2 separate regions of the Mus musculus genome follow, and region 1 is linked to region 2. A link is a loop called in an ENCODE intact Hi-C map of the cell type or tissue named here. Cell type or tissue: heart. All regions are shown on one strand. Each heading gives the region's core, and the rest is flanking DNA. Links, peaks and the distances in the headings are about the cores only.

Region 1 (9,946 bases), core at 2,876-7,875, 170 kb after region 2:
TATGTGCTCATGAGAGGTTGGATTCCCTGGAGCAGGAGTTGTAAGTGTTATGAGCTGGTAATCTTAATTCCAGGCATTCGTAAGAAGCAGTAAATGCTCTCAACTGCTGAGCCATCTTTCCACCCCCAGCTTCTAACACAACACAACACAGCAGCACGTGCAAACACTGAGGTGACTTCAGGGCCAGAGTTTGTTCTTACCATGGTCCCAACCTCCTTCCTGCTTACGTGGCAGGCTCACCCTGTGAGCTCCTGCTTCCTTTCTGGCCTAACAGCTAAGTGAACAGCAGTGGTACGCTACAGTCTGCATGGCAGAAAGCATTCATCCTACACAGTTGTCTCACCTAGAGTCAGGAGGAGCCTTTGAGGGGGTCCATGGACGCCAGTGTAGATTGGGAGCTTGGCTCCAGGATGCCACGGGAAGCTGAGCCAGCTTGGGAGACTTCGCACAGGGCTGCCACCAGTCTTGTTCACCAAGCAGACATGGTTTGGTGATATGGCAGTATTCATCTGTCTTTGCCAAATTTGTATTTAATTTGAGCACACATCATTTTGGCATGAGCCAGGGGAGCAGAAGAGCTAGCCTTGAGCAAGGAGGTTTGGGGACTTGGAACCGGTCCCCTCTCTCCCTTTCTCTGTGGGATCTTTAGATTTGAATACCAAGCACCAAACACCTGGGGTCACTGCTTAATCTCCCTAAGCTTGCTGCTTCAGATCAGCTCTGCGGTGCTCAGTGTTCCTCTAACACGACCTGACGCTGTCAGCTGTAGAGAGACTTGGGGTGCAGGGCTTCCATTTGTTCTATGGACCAGCCACACTTTCACAAGCTAAGAACCCCTCATGAGGTGTAAATCCTGCCTTGGCAGTCAGGTGCCATCCTGGGGCTGACTGGGAGCTTTAGAGGTCGTTTACACCTCCAAGTGAATGGCTGCCACTGCCAGTCTGAGTCTCTTGGCCTGCTAGAAACCCAGCTGGAAGATGAAGTTAAATGGGCAGCCAAAGGTGTATTTAAGAAGTGAGTTTCTACAGAAACAGGAGTAGGCAGCCCTGCTGGGGCAGGTCAGCTCTAAGCATTATTTCCAGTCTGGGTGCCGAGTTACCATAGTGTGTACTATGCATCCCTGGATCAGGCACCCCTGGCCCATGGAGTCGACCATCTTTGTTCTCTAGCTGTGCTTCCTGAATAGCTGTGGCAGTGTTCCCGGGTCTACAGTGCTAGCTTGGAGCAGCTGGCCTTTGTGATGGACCCACAGCCCAAGATGTTGGGCTGCTCAGCATGATTGGAGCCCAGGATTAGCAGAGGCACCGGATGATGTTTGCTTGTGCTCAGTTCCCTGGGGCAGCCTGCAGAACTCAGGCCTCTGGCACAGTGTCTGTGCGGTGCTGTCCCTTAAACCATGGATTTTCCTGATTCTGCAGTGGCTCACCTTCAGCATCCACGCTCTCTGTGATCGCAGTGTGATGGGCACTGCTCTGGGGAGAAGTGGATTACTCCTACAGTGTGCTCTGCCCCCATGCAGTCAGGGAAGGTATGACAAGAGCGTGGTTTGTCTGTGCAGCTCTCTGTCCTCAGATGGTCACGTGGCACAGAGGCGGGGGTCACTGTCTGACAGGCAGGCAGGAGAGAGCTAGGAACAGACAGTTTAGCTTTTGTAGAGTTTCATTCTGATGCTCACATGTATTTGACAGATGCCTCTGTTCACTCGGAACTGGGGCAGTTTTACTGTTCAGTGTCTAGTAAAACAAAACAAGGGATAGCTCTAAACACTGCCATGGTCAGGATTTAAAAGACCCAGTAAGACCAAGAGCTGGAAGTTGTCTTTTTGTCTCACAGCCTGACTCCCCTTGAGGGGGGAGCCCACTGGGATTCCTGCTTCCCAGCCCCAGTCCCTCCCACAGTGATCCCATTTGGACCATAAGGAAGACTTCAGCTTTTGTCCTGTGGTTGGTGGTGTGGCTGTGTTATGTCTGCACATTGACAGGAGTGGCTCTCAGTGAGCACCATGCACAAGCCTTTGCCATGCAGGTTCTGTAGCCCTGATAGAAGGACCTCCTGGGTCACAGTGAGCTCACACCAATGGTAAGTGCTGCCATCCTTCCCTTAGCAGGAGTTGGACTGGATTAGATCTCCTGGTCCCTCCAGCTGTGTCCTCGGGCTTCCTGAGCCTTGCTTGTGCTGAGTCGGGGGGACGTGGCTTCCCTTCTCAGAGTGCACTTGGTTTTCACTGTTAGAGGCATCTTTTCATTGGACAGGAGCCATGCCCATCCCTGTAAATGGTCCCTGTGCTCAACTGTTTCTTGACTGTACAGACCAAGTCGAGATGACTGGGGGGCACTAAACAACTCCTCTCTCCACAGGTTGACTACCTTGAAATAGTTCCGAATACTGGGAGGTACCCTGTGGCAATAGCCACAGCCGGGGATCTGGTGTACCTGCTGAAGGCCGACGACTCAGCCAGAACCCTTCATTATGTCTATGGCCAGCCTGCCACATGTCTGGATGTCTCAGCCAGCCAGGTTGCCTTTGGAGTGAAGAGTCTAGGATGGGTGTATGAAGGAAACAAGGTATGGAAACAGTGGCATGTATACATTAACAAGGAAGAGTATAGATTTGGTTTTTAAGGCAGCCAAAAAATGAAGCACTTTGTGTTTTGTTTGGTTTGGTTATGGTTGTTTGAAACAGGGTCTCGCATATCCCAGGCTGTCCTAGAACTCATGATGTGCTGGGAGGAGCCATGTGCACCACCACACAAGTAGTGTGTTAACACTCTGAATGCTCTTGTTTTCAGCTGGTTCAGGGCAGTGTATGAGCAAGACAGAAATGTCCAAGCAATGAAATGGAGCACGAGACGGAGTTCCTCCTCCGCTGCACACAGGTGTCCATGTAGACGCCAGATAGACAGACAGACAGACAGACAGACAGAGGCTGAGGATGGATCTTTGTAGACAGAGGGTCATGGTATGTGACCTGTTCTGTGCCTAGCAGTGTACCTTGGGCAGTGTTTCACCTCTCATGTCCCCAGCTCCCTGCTGTAGAGTTCCAGCTTGTGCTTAGAGCTCATAGTCCAGAGGCACAGACGTAAGTTCCCCGTGTGTATAGCTCTAGGCAAACCTGCTGGTAGGCGGCTCACAGCAGCCTAATGAGCAGCACAGGCGCTTTCAGTGCCATCTGAATGCATACGGCCAATTCAGAGTCCACAAGCACATAGTCACTGAGCCTCTAGTGCATGGCTTAACCGACACGGGCCAGCAGCCGACTGACATGTGTCTGCTCTTTATAGCTAGGACTCAGATGAAGGCTTTGTGAGAACAGAGAGTTTTGATCTGACTTCATTTGTACCTGATACAGGACTGGGGCTTAACTACAGTCCACTATTGATCAGCCATGATAAAAGCCCACTGACATCCAAACACTATGATGGATTTTAATCAGGGGCTTAACTCTGTAGCCTGTAGGAGTATCCAAGGGTGCTATTTCTGGTCACTGGACGATGTCTCTGTACCATATGCTGACCACACTGGTGGTTTAGGCCCACAGCTGTGTGAACATTGAGTAATAGTGTTTCGGCGTCCACCCTTCATCCACTAAGTTGGCAGGTCCTGTGGGCATCGCAGGTAGCCACGACATCAGTGTGTGGCTGGCAGTGGAGTGTTAGACAGCATTACACACAGATTTCGGTGTTAATAAGCCCTCTACAGAGCTTGTCTGTCTGAGCTGGAAGCAGGGCTGCCCTCGGTGGTGCAGGCTGGCAGGCCTGGGGGAGTCAGTGCTCTGTACACCTGGACCCTCATGCAGCCATTGTTCCTGGGCTCGATGTGCAGGGCAAAGCAGGTGCCACACAGCACTTACCAGCATCTTCTTTGGCTATACAAAGTCAAAGAAAAGTTTCTAGTTTGTATTTTTGCCTTTACTTTAAAACAGATTTTTAAACACTTTAATATATATATATGTGAGGGTATTTTGTCTGCATGTATGTTTGGGCACTAAGCATGCAGTACCTGCAGAGGCCAGAAGAGGGCACTGAACTCCTGGAATGGGAGTTCCAGATGGCTGTGAACCACCAAGTGGGCTCTGGGAACTAAATCCAGGTCCTTCGCAGAACAGCCAGTACTTTGAACCAGAGCCACTGCTCCAGCCCCTGGAGTACTTTTGTTCGGACTCCTGATTGAGAATTTCAGATATGGGAAGTGTAGGGCAGGAGCTTCCTCCCCAAGCCTGTCAGCTACTGCCTGTCATTTGGTTTTGGAGCCAAGTTGGTGTTGTCCATTTCTTGTGCATCCTTGTGAAATGGGCCCTCTTTCTGTAAAGTGTGGGTGGAGCTGGGTGTGGTAGCTCTCACCTTTCATCCCAGCACCCTGGAGCAGAGGCAAGCAGATATTTGTCTTGAAGGTTAGCCTGATCTACATAAGGAGTCCAGGCCAGTTAGGGCTCTCATGAGTGACCCGCCTCAGGAAGATGATCATGGGTAAGTGCTAGAGCACTCTGCATCACTGCTCCTTGTCTCTGCCTGTTGGGGTGACTTTGTAACACATCACAGAGCCCCCTGCTCCTGTTTGGTTGGGTTTTAGAGCTTTCTGGCATCGATCAGGCCGTATGTGTGGCCTCACCATTCCACCCACTCTGCAAGAGTGTGGCTTGCACCAGTGCTTACAGGGTAAGCTTCTCTCTGAGGACTCACTGGGTCAAACCTGCTGCCCTGAGGATATTCTTGAGGGGTAACAGCGCCCACCCCACAGACTTCCTGGGTGCCTCTTCTCTAGGCTTTGCGGCTGGGAAGGAGGGTGGGGCTTTGCCTGACTTTGTTGTTCAGTTTATACTTTGTATCTCTCTGCTTGGAAGGCTTCCCCACATGGAGTGGCAGTGCCAGCAGCACTTAGGCCAGTGTCATGGTGCAGAGTGGTGAGTGCACTGCTGCGCACCTCTCCGCTGCTTGCTGGATACTCCTGGGGCCCATGGTTCTGGGGAACACTTGTCTGACCTCTCTTAGGCAATGAGGAATGGACCATGACTTCTGGGTTTGGTGAGCGGGGCTGAGCAGCTGAGGCTTATATGTTGTCTCTAAGGGCCATGCTCATTGCATCGGGCAGGGATGATGGTGCAGGAATCATTCCCAGTGTCCCAGCAAGAAGGGCTGCTCGGAGGTCTTTAACTTAGAGCAGAAAAGAATTCTGAGTCTCTGATGTCCGTTCTTAGTTCTCAGACTTGAGTATAAATGTCACTGAATGGCAGCTGACAGTAGAAGAGGCAGAAGTGTCTTAACCACGTCGTTTCACACTGCCATGCATCCACACAGCCCTCAACATGGCCCTGATAGTCCAGCAGCCTCCTAAAACTTGGTTTTGTCACGTAGTTTGGAATTCATCAGCAGTGCTTTTGTTTCCGTAACGATTTATAACAGCACACTACCTTTATTAATCTCTTTGCTGCCTGAATGTGCTCTCAGGGTGGATGGCTAGAGGCAGAGCTGCCGCGGGCGAACACCATGCTGTCGATGAGCTCGTGTCTCATAAAGGGATCCGGAGCCCCACTTAGTGCTCTCAGCATCGCTCTGTGGAGCTGGACATATTTCCCAATTTAGTTCTGAAGCTCTTGGCATTTGATGGCAGATTGTATTAAGCAGCACGCGGAGTGCATCCTAATCAGGGCAAAGGGTGAAGTCATCGCAGGCTGGAGTGAGCTGGGCAGGGAGGGAGGCTGGCTTAGGCTGCAGCAGCTTACATCACACTAGAAAGTAATTGCCCGACTCTCTGAGCTAATGACTGCCCATGTGCAGCCAGGAAGAGACTTGGGATTGGTTGCCTGCACTGGCCACAAGGGGAGCGTCTGTCTGGAGCCTTGGGTCAGAGTGTGCTGCAGATGGGTTGCCTTCTGCCCTGTCTGCCCAATCAGAGCGCCATCTTTTCTTCTGTTGAGGTTTCTGTGTGTGAGAGTCGAGACTTAATACTTCACATGCAAGACAAACAAGCAAAAATTGAAAGTTTGTAAAATATTTTCGCACGCTCTCCAGAACTCTGTGTCTCAGTTCCTTCTTTGTCCGGGCATTGACGGCTGACTCCTGAAGCCTGGTTTTCTGGAAGGAAGAGGGCCCAGCGTTGTTAGATTCCGTCACATCAGTGAGCAGGATCCCGTGGGTCGGGCATGCTTCCCTCTCCTGTTCAGCCTCTGCTCTGTCAGAGTAACCAGGGTGCAGAGGTTCTCTCTTGGGAGGCTGGGGGGAACTCCAGAGTGCTGAAAATCTCAAAGATAACTGAAAAATGAGAAATGAAGATTCGAGATTGTTTTGTGCAGGTGTTGCTCTTTTTTTTTTTTTTTTTAAAGATTTATTTATTATTACATGTAAGTACACTGTAGCTGTCTTCAGACACACCAGAAGAGGGAGTCAGATCTTGTTACGGGTGGTTGTGAGCCACCATGTGGTTGCTGGGATTTGAACTCTGGACCTTCAGAAGAGCAGTCGGGTGCTCTTACCCACTGAGCCATCTCACCAGCCCCGCAGGTGTTGCTCTTAATGCCAATCCCTGATCTTGTTGATATTACTGATAAGGAAGGACTGAATGGCACACTCTTAGCCTTTAGTGGGAACCTTGACACATCCCCACAGAGCCCCAGGGTCACTTGGGACATTCGGTGCCCCTCAGCTCAGCAGCTTCTGAAGATTCAGAACTGAGATCTCTAAGGCCACGCAGCGTGAAGGGTTCTGTGGAGGCTGCTGTTGTTACTTGCTGGGGAGGTAACTGACTGGGACTTAGGATCTGCGGTTCCTGGAAGGGTGAAGTGACTAGGTAGAAGGTTTGATCAGTGGGCTGAACAGGACTCTCAGAGTCATAAACTTCATAATGTTACTTTCCTTGCTATTCCAGTCCAGAAATTGTGGTGATGCTTGGTACGGTTGGTGCTCCTGTGCCCACTAGTATTGGGGAGGAGTTGGAGTTGTGCAGACAGAGACAACAGGCCGATGGAGAGAGGTGGCTCAGGCCAGCTGGAGCCCTAGGGATCCCTGGGAGGTGTGGGAGCCCGGGTTAGTTTCTTTTTCTGAGACTGGTTTTGAAAGAGGCCTATGAGTGAAAAGGGCCATTCAGAGCTGATGTGAGTGAGGTCTAGTATGAGTGAGGAGGTGATGTGAGTGAGGGCTGGTGTGAGTGAGGGCTGGTGTGAATGAGGACTAATGTGAGTGAGGGCTGATGTGAGTGAGGGCTGATATGAGGAGCTGATACGGGTGCTGAGTCCCAGTAAAGCTTTGCCGGCAGGGCTGGCACCACACCTCAGATAGTTTCTGTTTGCACACACCCTTCATGGTTTCGTATGCCACTGATGTTTGTAGTATTTCTGGATTTTTAAATTAACTTATCAGTATTCTGAAGACATTAACCACGTTTACAAAGCATTATGTTGACATATATCATGCCCACTGCCCTTTACTGGGCTTTTGAATTAAGATTAGATTTTTATCTAGGGTCTAATTTTTCCAGTGACTTCCCTGGTTATATGTAGACTTCCTGTCCTGGTTCACCATCCTACACACTTGGGAGACTGAACTTGGAGTTGACTGTTGGGATTATTTCCCCAGCACAGATGGGATGGCTTTGATGTCTCTGTGCCAGATGAGTCTCGGAGTAAATATTGCCCAGACAGCAGCTAGGTTTGTCAGTGTTAAAAATCAGCATCGGGATCTGGGGGGACCTGGTGGAAATGTTTGCCTCTTTCCAGGTGTGAAAACAGTGACTATGGGGTGAGCTGCGTGCTCCCACCAGGTCCAGACGGTTGAGCAGGGAAGGAGAGAGGGAGAGTAAGAACACAGCTCATGGCCGGTGTGGGCCCAGCCTCCAACTATTTCAGATGTTTACTGTGCTCAGATGACCCCAGCAGTTACGGTGGAGGACTCCTGCTCTTTCCCAGACTGTGCCTTATTAACGTGGCCTGCACATCTGTCTTCTGTCAGTCCTGGGTTAGCGGGGGTGGGTCAGCACTAGCATCAGCTATTGAGTTGTGCTTGTACTTCTATAGACCCCAGACTGCTCCTTATTCACCCCCTCGACAGTGAATTCAGGATGGGTTCCTGAATTGCAGCTAGGCAGAGGAAAACTAGCCCAGCTCACACTTGAGCAGTCTCTTGCCAAATTACAGGACTTGGGCACGGTCATGAGGTTTGCTGAGTGTTAAAGTGAGACTGAGACTGAGGCTGCGTGTCCTCTGAAGGCTAGCCGTCGGTGGCAGCCCTGCCATGACCTAGGTCCTAGCTACCGCTTCCCTCCTCTTCAAGCAGAGTGCACTGCTGAGGCTTGACTTTCTGGACCTAACCCCAGGTCCACACCCACTTTTCTTCAGGTCCCTGTCAGTCTAGGCTGAGGTACTGGCCTGAGCTCCTATGCGCCTACAGAGGGCTGGGGTTCCACTTCCCCACTTCCTTGGGTTGGGAACTCGTACATCTTTTCACAGGAGGTTTTGAAATGCACACTGAAAACGCCCCGGAGCTGTGTCCGTACACCCCTCCTCCCATTCCTGCACCCAGCCCTCCCTGGCATATCCACACCCCTGCATCCCTACCCATACCCTTACTCTTACCCACACTCCTGCACTCCCTGGCACACACCTATACCCCTGCATACCTTGCACTCCTTGGTACACACTCATACGTCAACTATTTCTAGTTAGATCAGAAAAATGGCCCACGCAGAGCATGTGGGTGAGACCCTACTGCCTGCCTGTAGCCTGGCTTTCAAAGCCCTCAGAAGTTGGACACCACCTTAGCTTCCAACTCTCTATCCTCACCTACGTGCCGAGTCTCTGTACGCAGCCCAGAGGTGTTCACCTCTTGAATGTGGTATTCCTTCCTGCCCAGGATTAGCAGATGCCTCCTCTCCCTCTCCCTTCTCCTCTCCTCATGTCCTTCCAGAAGCGTGGGCCTCAGCTTCAGCCTCGTGGTCCCTCCCTTGACCTCGACACACAGGAACCCACAGCTCACATTTTGACCCTGTTGCTAACCAGCACTGTAGCCCACAACAGCAGGGAAGCAGCCCAGGTAGTTAGAGCACAGAAGCCCTGACACGTCTGAGGTGGCACTCACAGGAGCAGAGCTGGTGATCAGTGTGCCTGGCCAGGGTGTGGCGTTCCCAGAGCCACCATTGACACTCCTGCTAGGACTGCATTTGGGGTATCCTGGAGTAGAGGTTTAAAGAGTAGGAACATTGAAGCCTACTTCCAGAACTTCCTAGCTGGGTGAGAGATGTGTCCTCTGTCAGCTCCATTTCTTTATAGGAAGTGAGAAAAGCGGTAGTCTCACCTTATAGCATTTTCTAGGGTCAGATGAACTGTGGGCACAGTGGAGCTGGCTCTTGGGAATAGCCAGTTTGGACAGAGTTCAGGAAGGGGCTCTTCAGTATGGTATCTGGGATGGGAAGGACTGGGCTCTGCCTGGCCTGCTTCCCAGCTGGTCTCTGTGCAATGTGAGGCAAGGTATTTCAGGTGGCTTTCAGTTCAGTTTCCTGGTGGCTAAGTGCAGGTGGCAGCTGAGACTCGGGAGTGGGAGAATCGAGTGTCATGCTGCTCTCTGCGGGTCCCCAGGGACAGCATCACGGACTGCACAGTGAGCAGAGGATGTGTGTGTGTGTGTGTGTGTGTGTGTGTGTGTGTGTGTGTGTGTGTGTGTCAGTGTATCATGTCTATGGCCTGTGCACCCACAGTAAAGGCTCTGCCTGTTCCCAGCCGACTTTCGCCCCCTTCAGCTGCCATTTGTTTCCGTGGTGTAGCTTAGGCACCAGCCTTCGGCCCACCCTCTGAGTCGCTTCTCATTTAGTTTGGGGCTGAAGCAGAAGTCAGACTGGTCAAAAGATAGGGTAATTAGGTAAATGCCTGGCTTGCTTACAGGCTATGAGAACTCTGACCACTCTCTGTCACTGCCATTGAAGACACTAGCATTTGTACTTTAAAGAGCGGTCCCTGGCCTGCA
Region 2 (5,000 bases), core at 1-5,000:
GAGACGCAGTACTCGTAGGCTTCACAGCAGCCATTGGCCAGGCACCCATCACAGCAGTACTGCTTTGTGCTGGGGACGCTGACGTCGCAACAGCCATTCGCCAGCAGGTCCTTCCTCTCGCAGACATAGCCTGAAACCAGAGGCAGAGCTCAGCGGGAAGCTAGCCACCTGTGTTCCCTCTGAGGATGAAGAACTGCACAGGAAGAAGGCAGGCAGGAGCCAGGGCACCCTGAGCATCAGGACCAGACATGGAAACGTGTCTAGGGCTGGCTTCACCTGGGCAGAGGATGACGGGAAGTTGGACCCCTCAGTCATCGATAGATCTGAGTTGTTACCACGCTCCGCCCCTTTCCAGTCTACTGCTTGAGTGTGAGCTTCTTGCCAGACCATGCCCTGTCTGTGCAGCTGGGATGCTAATGGAAGCACGCAGCCTTTCACCTGGGCTTTAACAAAACAGTCCAAGACAGGAAACGAGGCACCCATTCACAAAAACAAGTGCCTTGCGGATTTAAAAAGCAAACATGTGGCTTTTGATGGCTCGTGGCTGTTGTGGTCATTTGAAGGGGCTGCTAAAACAGGAGGCCACAGTCAACCTTCGTGACTCTGCTTCCGGTGTTTGCATACCAACAGGGGGAGACACAACCACAAGCACCCCCCTAGAATTAGGGGTGTTCTCAAATCCTCAAAAGAGAGAAAAACCTAATTCGCTCCACAACTGTGAAACTGCATCACGTAGATATGTGCACATCGAGCGCCATGTCAGTCAGGCTCCCTCACTGAGACTACTTAACTGCTCAGGGCTTCTAGGCAGACTGTTCCCTGCACTGTGAGGAACAGGACAGAAAAATATGTAAGTCTATGAGGGCCACCACCCAACCTCGAACACGCCCCCAGTGGCCATTTAGGTCCTCAGGTATGTGTGCATGTGAGAGAGCCTCAGGTGTATGGGGAGGTGCGGCGGGGGCGGGGGGGGGGGGGGATCAGGTGTGTATGGACCCTCGGGTGTATGCAGGAGCCCTCTGGTGTGTGTGTATGTACCCTAAGGTGTGTGCAGGGGCCTTCTGTTAAGAATGGGGGGCCCCTCGGGTGTGTGCAGAGGCTCTCAGGTGTATGTGTGTGTGTAGACCCTAAGGTGTGTGCAGAGGCCTTCTGGTGAATATGGGGGGCCCCTCGGGTGTGTGCAGGGGCCCGCAGCTGTGCAGCAGCTGTTCCCAACCAGCCAGTCTGAGCACCCCAGCTCTGTCCTCAAGAGAACAAGGCTGGCGGAGGATGACTTGTTTTTTAGAGCTGCTCTGGAAAACAAGGTCTGTGTGGGAGCTGGCAGAACACTGGCGATCGGGGACACCAGAGGGCCCTCAATACTTGGGAGACCAGGGGAGACGCCAACCTCTCCCAGTGCAGGGAAAGGCTGGCGTCTGTTGTTTCTGCTGCTGCTGCTGCTGCTGCTGCATCTCACGGGTAGTGATGAACATTCTGATGTCCTGGTAAACACTTCCTTCCCAGATGCCCTGACTCACGCTGTTGACAAGGCTTCTAAACAGAATTCCCAGAGAGCCCGTGCGTTCCTCAGGATTCTACCCTGGATGAGAGCAACACAGCAACTCCGTCTGTGTCAAGAATACTGTGCACCCCAATAACACCAGCTGACACTAACACCCCGATATCACCCACTGACACTCACTGTCCTTTCCTTTGGGAAGCTGGAAGCTGACATCTCAGGCCTGGTCCTACCGTTACCAACTCCCAGATCTCGGCTTTGAACTCTGGTACTCACCTCTCCATGACCAGGTCTAATCTCTGGGAAGAGAGAGCAAGCTCACCCAGGCCTCTCTCCCCATGTGTCATGCAAAAATTACCTTTTACTTTCTGAAGTCATCCTTATGTTTAATTGGATGTGTGAGTACATGTGAGTGCAGATTCCTGCAGAGGCCAGAAGAGGGAGCTGCCTGTCCTGGATGCCGGGACTCAAAACCAGGTCCTCTGGAAAGAGCAGTCAGTGCTCTTGGCCACACACCCATTTCTCCAACCTTTCTTATCTGATACACACACACAAACACACACACACACGCACACACACATCATACATAGAACTGGGTCATCATGATGTTTCAAAACACATATACACCAGCCGGTGTGGTGGCTCATGCCTTGAATCCCAGCGCCCAGGAGAGATGGGCATATCTCTCTGAGTTCGAGGTCAGCCTGGTCGACAGAGCGAGCCCCAGTACAGCCAGGGCCCCACAGAGAAAGCCTGTGGTGCGTACCAGCTCTAAGGATGTTATTCTTACCAAGTCCTGGGAGACCAGGGCAGGCAAATGTGTTGGTCTTGCCTGGGAAATTAACTTCCAGCTTTTGAAAAGTTTGTGACTCTAATTGGCTATCTTGTTTAACAGTGCTGTTACCCTGGCGACACGGTGGCATCTCGTTGCTAAACAGCATCAACAGTTGCAAGTTTTCTTTATTAAACCACTTCCCCCATATTTATAATGGCAAAGTAAAACCTGCTGCCCTTGTGGGATTTTTATTGATTAAGAAGCTGAAGGAGTGTGAGTCTTTGTCTGACCTAAATTAACAATTTGTAGCTATAGCTATGATAAAAACTGCCATCTAACACTAAAACAGCCTGTTGTCCTCTGACTGCCACATACATGACATGGTGTAACAGACACACACACACACACAAACACAGAAACACAGACATACACAGACACACACACACACAGACACATAAACACATAGACACAGACAGACAGACATACATATATACATAGAGACCACACACAAACACACACAGACACACACACACATACACACACAAACACAGACACAGAGAGACACACACATACACACACATATACACAGACTACACACACACAGAGACACACACAGACACACATATACACAAGACACACATATCACACACAGACACACATATACACACAGACACACATATCACACACAGACATACACATACATACACACACACACACACACACACACACACCAATTAGAGAGACAAGATGAGGAACCCCATGCCTGTGCCTGGTAGGCGGTGGCCTGGCTCTGAGGCTAAGGCTGGTGCTGTAGGCAGAGGGAAATGCTAGGAGTCTGGGTGTTCAGCCAAGCCTCCCAGATGCTGCAGGGAGCCTGGGATGGAGAGGAGAGTGTGAAAGACAGACAGGGAAATCCCTGAAGACTAGCAAGAAGGGCAAAAGCACTGGGAGGGAAGGCTATCAAACCCAGAGTCTCTGCACCTTGAGTGCAGGGAGGGAGACATACCCAGCTCATCAGTGAGGAGGTGTTTTCCTTGGACAGAGTTCCGGCACTGGTTGCTGGGTCGGCTGCTGTTGCCTAGGTTAAACTGCACCTTCCACGGGATGGGCTGTTCCCGGTCTTGAACCTGGAGGAGGTTCCGGTCTCTCACAGCCCTCTCTTCCTGCAAGGAGACCACAGCGAGAGAGGAGGGGTCAAGGCGCTTTTCCTGCATTTTCTCACTTGCCCTAAAGGCATCTATACCTCCATCTCTCTACCCTCGACCCAACCCTTGGGCACAGGTGCCATCTATGTCATCAGGGAAACCTGGCAAGTTAAAGCTACTCTCCCCAGTTACTGCATTGATGTGCAGGGCCCCAGAAGCAGACAAAAGATTCTGTGAAATCCGGGGTGGGGTGGGGGGAGCAAAAACTTTTCTCTCTGCTAGCAACTTAAGTTTTTAGATACTAATACACACACCATGGAACAGAACACAAAGCCCAAATACTTTTACAACCAGGAGGAAACTATGTAATTCTAATCATCTCAGGCTGTCTGATACCTCTAGACCAGGAGGCCTCAGCCGAATAAGTGACAAGTACTCACATACAAAACTTCTAAATGGGACTGGGGATGACTTCAGGACCAGACGAAGCCTGACAACCTGCAAGGCTCATCCTTTGTGTGACAGCACACAGCAGTCACCCTTATGATTACTTTCAGATGCCTTTCTGCCTACACGGCCCTTTGCCTTGCTGAGCCAGGAGAGGAGTGGCCCCTGGGTGAGAGCCTGGATCCCTACAGGATCCACACCATTGAGCTAGGAGGAGAAGCCCAGCTGCTGGAAAGATAGAGAAGCACAAGGTGGTCACATCTTTGGAAGCTTCTAGCCATGAATGTGTAACAAAAGACCTCTAAAAGGCCCTCTCCTGTTGCGCTTCTCATCCTGTAGTTCAGGCCTGCCTGAAACTCATGGCAATGCTCCTGCCTCGGCCTCCTAAATGCTGTGATTATAGGTGTGAGGCACCATGGCCTGTTGGTTTTGGAGGTTTTTTTTTTGTTTTTTGTTTTTTTTCTAATTAATTAATTAATTTATTTATTTATTATATTTAAGTACACTTAGCTGTAGCTGTCTTCAGACGCACCAGAAGAGGGCATCAGATCTCATTACGGGTGGTTGTGAGCCACCATGTGGTTGCTGGGATTTGAACTTCGGACCTTCAGAAGAGCAGTGGGGTGCTCTTACCCACTGAGCCATCTCACCAGCCCCCAGTTTTGGAGGTTTTAAGGCAGGGTCACCCTCTGCAACCCCAAATGGCCGCAGGTCCTCCTGCAACAGCCTGCCAGGTGCTGCTGGGACTACGGGATTATGGTGTGCACCACCACGCCTGCTATCCCCATGGCTGGTGTTTTTTAAGCCTCAATAATGTTGCTCAGTAACTATGGAGACCCTGCGCATTGCATCGGATGGCAACACAGACAATTCAGGGAAACAGACAGGATCTTTGTAGTTACTGTGGGAAGGCAATCTGGGAAGTTGTTGAAGTTGAATATGCATAAACCTTGCTCTAGGAAACTTTACTGAGTGCCATCCCACAGGAACCATACACGGAGGTTTCCCATAGCTCTCTGTTTCAATGGTAGGAAAAACATAAACAAAACAAAAACCCCAAAACAACAACAAAAACCTAGAAACCCAACACCACGGAAATGTCTGACTAAACACTAGCAGGGACACACTATCATCA

What was found. Peaks named below come from ENCODE experiments on the same cell type or tissue, not always from the same donor. Only the 100,000 strongest peaks of a DNase experiment are listed, where the experiment ranks them.
Region 1: it touches region 2 in a loop (2.5-fold over the local background); 3 of 42 quality-filtered maps call a loop at or near these places.

The regions. Positions count from the first base shown.
Region 1 is chr5:118,085,114-118,095,059 of GRCm38, reverse strand. Fbxw8 (F-box and WD-40 domain protein 8) reads left to right here. Exons shown (of 11, transcript NM_172721.2): 7 at 2,358-2,564. Among named protein-coding and RNA genes, the nearest start is that of Gm30466, 20 kb to the right of the region's middle. In heart, for the core only: CTCF peaks have their summits at 4,013 (motif pointing right) and 5,800; a DNase peak (open chromatin) is centred at 5,749; H3K27ac peaks cover 1,623 bases.
Region 2 is chr5:118,254,106-118,259,105 of GRCm38, reverse strand. Spring1 (SREBF pathway regulator in golgi 1) reads right to left here. Exons shown (of 5, transcript NM_001081236.1): 2 at 3,280-3,436; 3 at 1-130. Among named protein-coding and RNA genes, the nearest start is that of Gm25076, 9.8 kb to the left of the region's middle. In heart, for the core only: a CTCF peak has its summit at 1,916 (motif pointing right); no DNase peak of the experiment used is centred there.